Regions from separate parts of the Homo sapiens genome. Here region 1 is linked to region 2. The links are chromatin contacts, found by Hi-C or POLR2A ChIA-PET in ENCODE. All regions are on one chromosome and are shown on one strand. Each heading gives the region's core, a stretch centred on a gene start or an enhancer-like site at or near the end of the contact. The rest is flanking DNA. Distances are from core to core; before and after follow the strand shown.

The links. Hi-C counts contacts between places; a loop is a spot of excess contacts on that map. ChIA-PET counts read pairs that join two places held with the same protein, here RNA polymerase II (POLR2A). Pooled maps may share reads with other maps.
Region 1: a loop to region 2 is called in a pooled map, with 2.2 times the contacts of the local background. The contact joins two enhancer-like sites. A Hi-C loop is called at or near these places in 3 of 50 pooled maps. POLR2A ChIA-PET finds 5 or more read pairs at or near these places in 3 of 52 experiments (K562, activated CD4-positive, alpha-beta T cell and activated T-cell).

Annotation. Positions count from the first base shown.
Region 1 is chr13:50,207,288-50,212,654 of GRCh38, reverse strand. All of the region lies in intron 2 of DLEU1 (deleted in lymphocytic leukemia 1), which reads right to left. Among named protein-coding and RNA genes, the nearest start is that of DLEU2, 84 kb to the right of the region's middle. Within about 2 kb of position 3,679, at least 18 of the 41 ENCODE cell types and tissues checked have a DNase peak (open chromatin) inside an H3K27ac peak, as active enhancers do.
Region 2 is chr13:50,367,523-50,372,298 of GRCh38, reverse strand. The region is part of intron 2 of DLEU1 (deleted in lymphocytic leukemia 1); the gene reads right to left. Among named protein-coding and RNA genes, the nearest start is that of DLEU1-AS1, 160 kb to the left of the region's middle. Within about 2 kb of position 1,823, at least 2 of the 41 ENCODE cell types and tissues checked have a DNase peak (open chromatin) inside an H3K27ac peak, as active enhancers do.

The DNA of each region.
Region 1 (5,367 bases), core at 2,430-4,929, 160 kb after region 2:
ACTCCTCTCTCTGTGGTTTTTCTTTAATCCAGCATGGCATGATAAACTAATAGACATTTCCAGGTGAGGTCACAGCAGAGAACAGAGACACTAGTTCTACACTGGGGCCAAAAAAACTCAAGAGAAATTCATGGCAAGCAGATGTTCTCTCTATTACCCACATAAACTTTATACTTCTTAGGTCTTTGATCTCCTTACCCTCCTCTTCTCTCATTAGAAATAACTTCCCCCTCCCCTCTCTGCTTTTCTAAGATCTGACTTTCTTTCAGGGTCCAATTCAAATCCTTCCTCCTTTACGCAGCTTTTCTAGGCTTATCCAAGGACAGCTAGCTAGTTAATGGCAGTTGCACAATTAGAACCTGGTCCTTCTCAAACTTCTTCAGGTGGTAGGTGTCATGAAAGTAACAGCATCTTTGCAAAACACTATTAAATACTGCTACACTTAGGTTTTTTTAAAGTTAATGTGTTATGCTTAATTGGATATTTTATTTTATTTTATTCCACGTTTTTGCCTGTGACACAGCCCTCAGGAGATCCTGAGAACATGTGCCCTCAGTCAGATCTTTCTTACACTAGATTCTAGTACAGAAACAAACACCAAAGCTTTAAAAAGTATTGGGAGAAAAGCATACATAATTCTGGGAAAGTGTTTTTCTTAAAATCAAGAAAAGACACTTATTTTTCCAATATTTTAGTGGCAAAACAACTTGGTCTTGCCAGAAGAACATCAGTGTTCTACAGTTCATTTTCTTTCTCTCTCTCTCTTTTTTTTTTTTTTTTTTTGAGACGGAGTCTTGCTCTGTCACCCACGCTGGGGTGCAGTGGCACGATCTTGGTTCACTACAACCTCCGCCTCCTGGGATCAAGCGATTCTCCTGCCTCAGACTCCTGAGTAGCTGGGACTACAGGCGCGTGCCACCACGCCCAGCTAATTTTTGTATTTTTAATAGAGACAGGGTTTCACCATATTGGCCAGGATGGTCTCGATCTCTTGACCTCGTGATCTGCCCGCCTCAACCTCCCAAAGTAATGGGATTACAGGCATGAGCCACCGCGCCTGGCCCTGCAGTTCATTTTAAAGATCATTGTACTGTATGCCATCCTAAAATTCTCCTTCACTTTCCATGACTTAAGGTTCAGGTGAGGTTCAACCCCATCCTGATCTCCAAGGAGATTTGCAGAAAAATAATTTTCTCAGTATTATATGGATCTACAATAAAGTGTACTCTTTGTCATCTGTCATGTCTGTGTCATGTTTCATTTTAGAACAAAGATACCTTAGATTTATAGCCTAGGACATAGCTAATTCCAATATCCTAGGTGTAAACCCTCTTAGTTACTCCATTAGATTCTCTAGTCTCAGACTACTTTCTATACTCTGCCTCTTAACACATGTGTTCAAATTAAACAGAAAAATTCCTGATGTGTTCTTGCCTGGTGGTCCAAATTTTTAAAAATAGAAAAAGAAAAGCCTTATGTGGAGAAAAGAAGCCATTTCCACAGGCATTCTCCTAATATGGCACTAACAAAGGATCCAGGGGCTGAAATATGGCTATATCTAGAGCACCCGTGGATCTCTAGGGGTCTGTAAAGTACTCCCTTACCTCATGGTGCTTGGCACCCAAAGAGGGGCCAAAATGTTTGCTACTCATTCCTGAAGGAAATCCACCGTTGTCACCTGAGGCCTGATGAATCACACATCACACGACTCAGCAATGCACTATGGTTTAAGCTACAACCAACTGCAAAGAAAAGCAACTCCATGTTCTCCATAGAGGAGACAAGGACACAAGGGTCAGACTGATTCTCTGAGGTAAGCTAGGCCCTTTTGGAAGAGCTACTGATTCAGAATTCTGCCAGTATTCAGAAGTTGGAATACAGCTGGTCTCTTAGTCACCGATAAGGGTAGAACAAAAAGAAATGAGTGTAAACTTCACCTAGAGAAATATAAGTTAGACCAAAGGACAAATCTGTGGAAGACTCTCAGCAGGATACAATGCTCATGTGTGTGCCAAGCATTTTTAAATTAGTCAACTGTCCTCACCAGAGGCTGTGGCTAACTAAACATCATATCACCATATCCAGGCTGGGCATGGTGGCTCACGCCTGTAATCCCAGCACTTTGGGAGGCCAAGATGGGCAGACTGCTTGAGGTCAGGAGTTCAAGACAAGCCTGACCAACATGGTGAAACCCTGTCTCTACAAAAAATACAAAAATTAGCCAAGTGCGGTGGTGCACACCTGTAGTCCCAGTTACTTGAGAGGCTGAGGCATGAGAATTGCTTGAACCCAGGAGGCCGAGGTTGCAGTGAGCCGCGATCCTGCCACTGCATTCCAGCTTGGGTGACAGAGTGAGACCCTGTCTCAAAAAAAAAAAAGCATATCACTATATCCAGAAATGGTGATAAATAATATATAAGTAATACCACCATTCAATATATTCTTTAATATATTCTCATACATTCTTAACATATTCTCATATAAGTTGAATTTCAATAATATATTCAAGAATGTATTATTATGCCTTCAAGAATATATTACTGTAACTTCAAGAAAATATTGTTATGACTGGGGAACTAATATAAAAGTCTTGTTCAACCCAAAAATGGTTCCTGGGATATTTCTATACAATGTAAGAATTCAGAAATTTGGTTTTAAATGACTACTGAAATAAACCTTGTGAGGTAAGCAAGCTACATGAAGACAAATAAACCAGTGGGATTTTTTTTAAGTATGTTTATTCAAGTTGGGGAAAAGCCACATAATTCACTATATGTCAAGCCTAAACTTAGATTTTTCATCATCATCTGACAATATGTGGCAAGCACAGTTTTTGCAAAACAGTCAAACTCCCAATCAGTAATAAGGAATCTTTTAACTCAAGGTTGCATATTGTTCTTTGGCTAAAAATAGTAGAAAATCTCAATCCTTTAAATACAGAATAATCTCTCTGATCTCTCTAACTTATTTTACTTCCTGTGATCACATAATACTGAATATCTATTACGTGCCTAGTATGTGGAAAGCTTTTCTCAGCATCAAACCAAAATTTTAAATATCAAGAAAAAACAAAAAACCCTCTTAAAACTTTTTACGCTCTAAGAGGGAAGAGAAATAAAAAATAAACAAATTTTAAAAAGACTTTTTAACTCTTTAGCATGTTTTGAAAATCACATTATACGTTTTAGCATGATGTTATTAACTAATTTGTATGTATTTGTTCCCTGTCATAGTTAGTAGGAATATTTTCTCAAACTTCTGAGAATATTTAAAATCCATATTCAAATGATTTTTTTAGGAGCCTAAGACTTTACAAGAACACATTTTAGAACTGACTCTAGTCACCACAAACAAATTCAGTGATGTGTACACGCGCATGCATGAATACATACAACAGTTATGCTCCAGACACCACTCACTCTCCACAACTCCTCACTCCTCGACCTTCTACCCCCAGCCCCCTGCCCCTGGGGACGCCTGATCTCCAGTCTGGGAAAGGAAAGTGCCTCCTCCACATCCTCTCCCAGGGTCTCTCCCCAGACCTGAGTCGGTGGGGAGAAATGCTGACTCACAGACACAGCCGGTTAGCAGCTCTCACTTCCCCAGCCCTGCTGAGCTGAGCAACCCCAGGGAGCGTGGAGAAATTGTTGGTACACTCTCCAGAAGACTGTGGGAAGAAACACCCCTAAGCCTTGAGCCTGGAGTCTGGCGGGCTGCAGGAGCTACCAGCAGAACCTCAGGCACAAGGGATCCACATGTTCACAGCTGCCACGGGGAAGACAGAAAAGAAAGGAAATGAAAGGTCAAGAGGACAGAGAAAGTGAAGGGAGAAGAAGGGAAAAGAAAGAATTGCATAAGGTGGAGTGGTCAAAAGTGGACTGCCCACCCTTTCCTGAGATTTTCTTCCCTGCCCCTCCCCTAGCTGAAGGCCCCTCTGCAGGATGCCCCGGTCCGGAGGCAGCCAGCCAACCAGGCAGTGTCTCCCTGATTTCAGCTGACTAAAATATGTTGGCCTGAAGCCTATAAACTTGTGTGTTTTTGATTGCTCACCAGATTCTCATCCAAACGCCTTTCACTTTTTCACTCCACAAAGGAGAACATGTCATGGAAGTGACTTGCCTAAGAACATACTTCAAGCTATCTCTTCACCAAGAGAACTCTAAGTTAGACAAAAGGACGAATCTGTGGAAGGCTGTCAGCAGGATACAATGCTCATGTGTGTGCCAAGCATTTTTTAAATTAGCCAACTGTCCTCACCAGAGGCTGTGACTGACAAAAAATCATATCACCATATCCAGGCTGGGCGCGGAGGCTCACGCCTGTAATCCCAGCACTTTGGGAGGCCGAGACAGGCAGATTGGTTGACGTCAGGAGTTCAAGACCAGCCTGGCCAACATGGTGAAACCCCATCTCTGTCAACGAGACCCAAGGGTAAGCTACTGCTCTGCCCTGGATAACACCCCACTTATAATAATCTATAATTCTATATACCTTAGGACACTGAGGCCACGTTTCATCATCCCAGAAATTTAAATAGTGTTAACAATAAAAAGAAAACACTCCTTTTAGTTCTCAAAAGCAATTGTATGATTCAAGTTGTAAGTTTCAGAACAGGCAAAACTAATACATGATAGGAAAAAATATGATCAACAGCTTTGGGGGTGAGGGGATGGGGGTTGACTAGGGAGGAACATGAAGGAACTTTCTGGAATGATGGTAATGTATATGTTCTATACCTTAATAGTGGTTTGGGTTACACAGCTGTATTCATTTATCAAACCTCTTTCAGTGGTACCTTTAAGATATGTGCATTTCAGTGTATGTAGATTTGACATCAAAGGGAAAAAACCATGGAAAATATTTATTTAAATCTAGTTAGAGATATGCATGCTGAAGTGTCTAAGGATGAATCTGCAACTTACTTTTAAATATATTCCAAAAATAATATGTGTTGATGAATGGATAGAGGGATAGGTAGATGAATATCTACATGTGATGAAACACTATAGTAAAATGTTAATTATAGAATCTAAATGATAATCCAGCTGGGTTGTTCACTGTCAAATTGTTCCAACTTTTCTGTAAGTTTGAAAATTTTATTATAAAATGTCGGTTTAAAGCATTTGAGAATTATTGATGGGTATGAGATTTTATATTTAGGTATTATGAAGACAGGTGTTACATCTGACTTTCATATCTATATGATATATACATATTAGTAATGGCAAAAACTGTGATTACTTTTGCACCAGCCTAATAGAATACAACCTACTTGTATATATGCCACAGATACACACACACTCATATATTCCAGTTTTATAGTAAAAAATTCCAGTTTTATATTAAAATAATAGAGTAATTTAAAAG
Region 2 (4,776 bases), core at 574-3,073:
GCTTTAAAGAGACTTTCTCCCAAACCCAATCCAGAGGCTGAGGTTGATCTGCCCACCCCTGTGCTCTGCATACTGCAGATCCTAGAGCAATTTCTGCTAACAAAGCTAGTCCTGTGAGGAATCCAGCTGTGTCTTGCAAGCCATTTTCACAATATTATTTTTCAAGTCCCTTGTTGGATCTTAAGAGAGGAATTTCAGGGAAGGGAGAGGAAAGAGTGTCAAGGGTTTAAGTTCACACCTTATTATGCTTTTACTACTCTTCATAGTCACATTTTAACAATTCGTGGTAAGAAATAAATACTTTGGCTCTTGGCGGAATAATTCCAAGTTACTCTTCGCCGCTCAGCTCTCCCTGGCTCACGGGTCAAGCCTTTCTCTCCAATAGGGAGTCCTCCATTCTTCTCATCTCACACCTCAATTCCTAGAACAGCCTCCTCACCAATTTTCTTCCTTCATTCCTCCCACTCTACTCCATGCCACACATATCTGTCAGAATAATCTTCTAAGAATCCTACTTACATCATGAAACTAATTTAATTATTCCCGCTTCTCTCTCCCTCCCCACCTCTCCAGGCTCAGTCTGAGTTCTATCTCCTCCCTGAACTGTTGCGCAGTGGCCCCAGTCCCTAGAGACCTTTGCTCTTCAATGCTGCCATACCAGGGCTAATATTCATGGGGTACAGATTGTCCACTCCCACAGTGTGTTCTGATGGGATTGGCATCCATCGCAATCCAGTCTGATGCCTGTGCAGTACTGGCTGTTAGAAATTTTGACAGATATTTTGACTGTCTTCCTTGTCTACAGCATCTATTGTCTGGATCACTCATCTTGGTATAAACTACACAGCCTTGCTATTTAAATATTCCCAATGTGCATATGTTTTTACTTTCCTACCAGATTGTGATTCATTCTCTGAGGGCAGCCATTCTTGCACCCAATCCCCAGGAAGGAGCCCAGAAGCACGTGCCAAGCTGGTCCCTCCAACACTGGCTAGAGGAATCAATGGATGGAGTAAATAACTAATTTACAATAAAAATTTAAACACTGCACTTACTTCCCATCATCCAGCCTACAAATTTTAGAGCCTCCTGCCTTGCCTTAGTGTACCCACCTCCAACACACTCCACCTGTCTTCTGCCCTCTCCCTCTTACTGTTTATTATTCCCTGAATGTGCACGCCCCGCCTGGCTGTCTCCCTCACACACTGAAAATGAAGTCCCTCTGGATGCTGCCCAGTGACAGTCCCTCCTCCCCTCTGTGTGCTCTGGACTTCCTACACTGAAACTTGAAAGTTATTTCTGAGAGACTTTAAATTTCCACTCAAGATTCCAACAAGTCAGAGTGTTCTGGGCAAAGCATGGATGCCAAGGAAGATACCCCAGTTTCATGGCTGACAAGCTTTATTGACGACTTATTTTAACTCTAGCTGAAGAAGACCATGAAACTAACCACCCCGTTTAAAACTGAAAACACACTCTCCTTGCTCGCAGCCCTCCCAATCTTCTTCAATCTGTTCTGTTTCTATATCACTCATCTCCTTCTAATAGCTTATGATTTACATATTTAATCTGTTCACTGTTCATGTCCCTGAACTAAAACATGAGCTCCACAAGGGCAGAGATTTTTTAAATTGTGGTGAAATACACATAATATGAAATTTACTATTTTAACCATTTTTAAGTGTACAATTCAGTGGCATTGAGTACATTCACACTGTTGTGCAACCATCACCACTATACGTCTCCAGAACTCTTCATCTTCTCAAACTGAAGCTCTGTACCCGGTAAACACTAACTCCCCACTTCCCCTTTTTGCCAGCCCCTGGCAACCACTCTTCTACTTTCTCTATGAATTTGACTGGTCTAGGTACCTCATATAAGCAGAACCATATATTTGTCTTTTTGTAACTGGGTTATTTCACTTAACATAATGTCATCAAGGTTCAGCCATGTTATAGCATATGTCATAATTTCCTTCCTTCTGAAGACTTAATAATATTCCATGTGTGGTAAATGCATATAGGCTACATCTTATTTATCTATTCACCTGTTGACGGGTACTTGCATTGCTTCTACCTTTTGGTTAATGCTGCTATGAACATGAGTCTACAAATATCTCTTCAAGATCCTGCTTTCCATTCCTTTGGGTATATTTCCAGAAATGGAATCATTGGATCATATGGTAATTATATTTTTAATTTTCTGAGGATCTACCATACTGTTTCCCATAGTACCTGTGCCATTTTACATTCCCACCAACAGTGCACAAGCGTTTCAATTTCTCCACATCCTTGTCAACACTTGTTACTTTCTGAAATGGCAGGGATTTCTGTCTATTCTATTTGCTGGTGTATGCTAAGCATGAAGAACAGGGCTTGACATGAAGTCAGCACCTGATAAGTATTCATAGAATTCAACTGTAGAACTGGTGTTGACAAGTGGCCCAGGATGGCCGGGGTTTGAACCTTGGCTTACACACTCAGACACTCCACATGGACACATTATTTGGCCTCCCTGAAGTTCAGGTTGTCATTCATCTGCAACAGCACCTATCTTGAAGGGTGTTGTCAAAGCCCAATAAGATGAGAGATGTAAAGCTCCCTGCCCACTGTGTCTGATACAGGACTCTCTTGCACATTTCCTTCCTTCCACACTGATTCTCTTGAACAGCACATTAAGCTGACTTGGAAAAAGACTATCAGTAATCAAGTTTGGTTAGAGAGAAGTCATTGTCTTTTTTGGTTAAGTTTCATTTGATCACCTCTTGATTTGTGAATCTAAGAGAAATCCCATCGACCCACAACCTCCTACACTGCCTTTTTTCTTCTTCGTAGCACATATCATTACTTGAAAGTATATGCAATGTCTATTATTTTTATCTGTTTATCCATTTTCTCTACCGGAACACAAGCTTCAGGTAGGAAAGGTCTTTGTTTTTCTTGACTACTGCCACATCTACAAGGCCCAGAACAATGCCTGCAACATAAAAAGTCTCAAGAAATATTTGTTAAATGAAGAATTCATTTAAACAGTTACTAATCACCTGTACAGGTATAGGCACTATGCTTACTACTGGGCATCCTATATAAATAAAATACAATTCCTGCCCTCAAGGATCTCACAGTTTAATTAAAAGATGATTATAAACAAATTATTAAATATAGTTTGAGATGCACAGTAAAGGAGCAGGTAAAAAATTATACAAAGAAAAAAGGTATTAAGTCTATCTGGAGGATGTTGTCAAAGAAGGCTTTCATAGGAAAGTGTCCCTTATGAATATTTTGAAGATTAACTAGGGTTGTTTCAGTAGGAAAAGAAGGAAAGGGCATTGTCAATTTAAGTGATAGTTAAGGTCACAAAGACAAGACACATAAGGCTTTATTGTGGAAACAACAAGTAATTTTGTGTAACTAGATATAAAGCTAAAGGGACAGTGTGATGCAACAGGAGCCCAGAGCCCAGAGGGGGCATAAATCATGGAGGCTTATTCAAGCATCATGCTTAGACTTGATGCTATAGATGATCAGAGCCACCAAAAGGCAACACACAAATAGATATTTATTTTAAGGAATCTATATGGCCCTGGTATGGCTGGAGGCCAGTTGGGAACCCCAGAGCTTCCTGGAGGACACCCACCATGGGGATTGGACCAAGCATTCCATTTTCATTCTCTGGGGGCTACAATGGGCTGCTAGACTGGCAGCTGGGTGCTGGACTCAAATTTGAGTCTTCTCATCTTCAAACTCTTCATCTTCTCAAACTGAAACAGCAAATTCTGAGAGTCTGAATCTCTGTTCTGACACTTTAAAGAACACTTTTTCAGGGTCCTAGTCACTGGGGTTTTAGAGCGGCTGCTTGAGTTAGGGTAGTTATATAGAATGTGGAATAAATAGCCATTGGACCTTTGGCTTTAACATTACACATTTCAAATTCTGTTTTATCTATAGAACTAACCTGGCCTATACTTGTGTTGACCCACTAGTAAAAAAGAGAATGTCTATTAAGCTTGGGCCAATTTATACTCTTTGAATGAATGTGTTCTGTATGGTGGGAGGAGAAAGATTTGGCCATACATTGCTACATCCCATGTTGCCTATGGACAAGAGTGTTCCTGACTGTATTCCTTTCCTAGGGCTACCATAACAAAGCACCATACATTGAGCAGCTTAAAACAGAATCATATTCTCTCACAATTCTGGAGGCTAGAGGTGTAAAATTGAGGTGTCAGCAGGGACATGTTCCCCCCTAAACCTGCGGGTGAGTGTCCTTCCTTGCTGCTCTCCTAGCTACTGGTGATTCACTGGCAATTTCTGGCATTCTTTGGCTTGTAACTGCATTAATGCCAGTCTCTGCCTTAGTTGTCACGTGGCATTCTCCTCATGTGTCTCTGTCTTCACAAAGCCACCTTCTTATAAAGACACCAGTCATATTGGGTTAGGGGCTACTCTGGTCTGAATGTTTGTGTCCCCTCAAAACTCATATGTTGAAATCCTAACCTCCAAGTTGATGGTATTAGGAGGTGGTGACTTTTGAGAAGCCATGAGGGAGGAGCCCTCATGAATGGGATTAGAACCTTTATAAAAGAGACCCCGTAGAGCTAGTTTGCCCCTTCCCCTATGTGAGGACACAGTCAGAAGGCACCATCAGTGGACCAGGAAATGGGCCCTCACTAGACACTGAATCTGCTGGTATCTTGATCTCAGACTTCCCAGCCTCCAGAACTATGAAAAATAAATATCTGTTGTTTATAAGCCATCTAGTTTATGGTATTTTGTT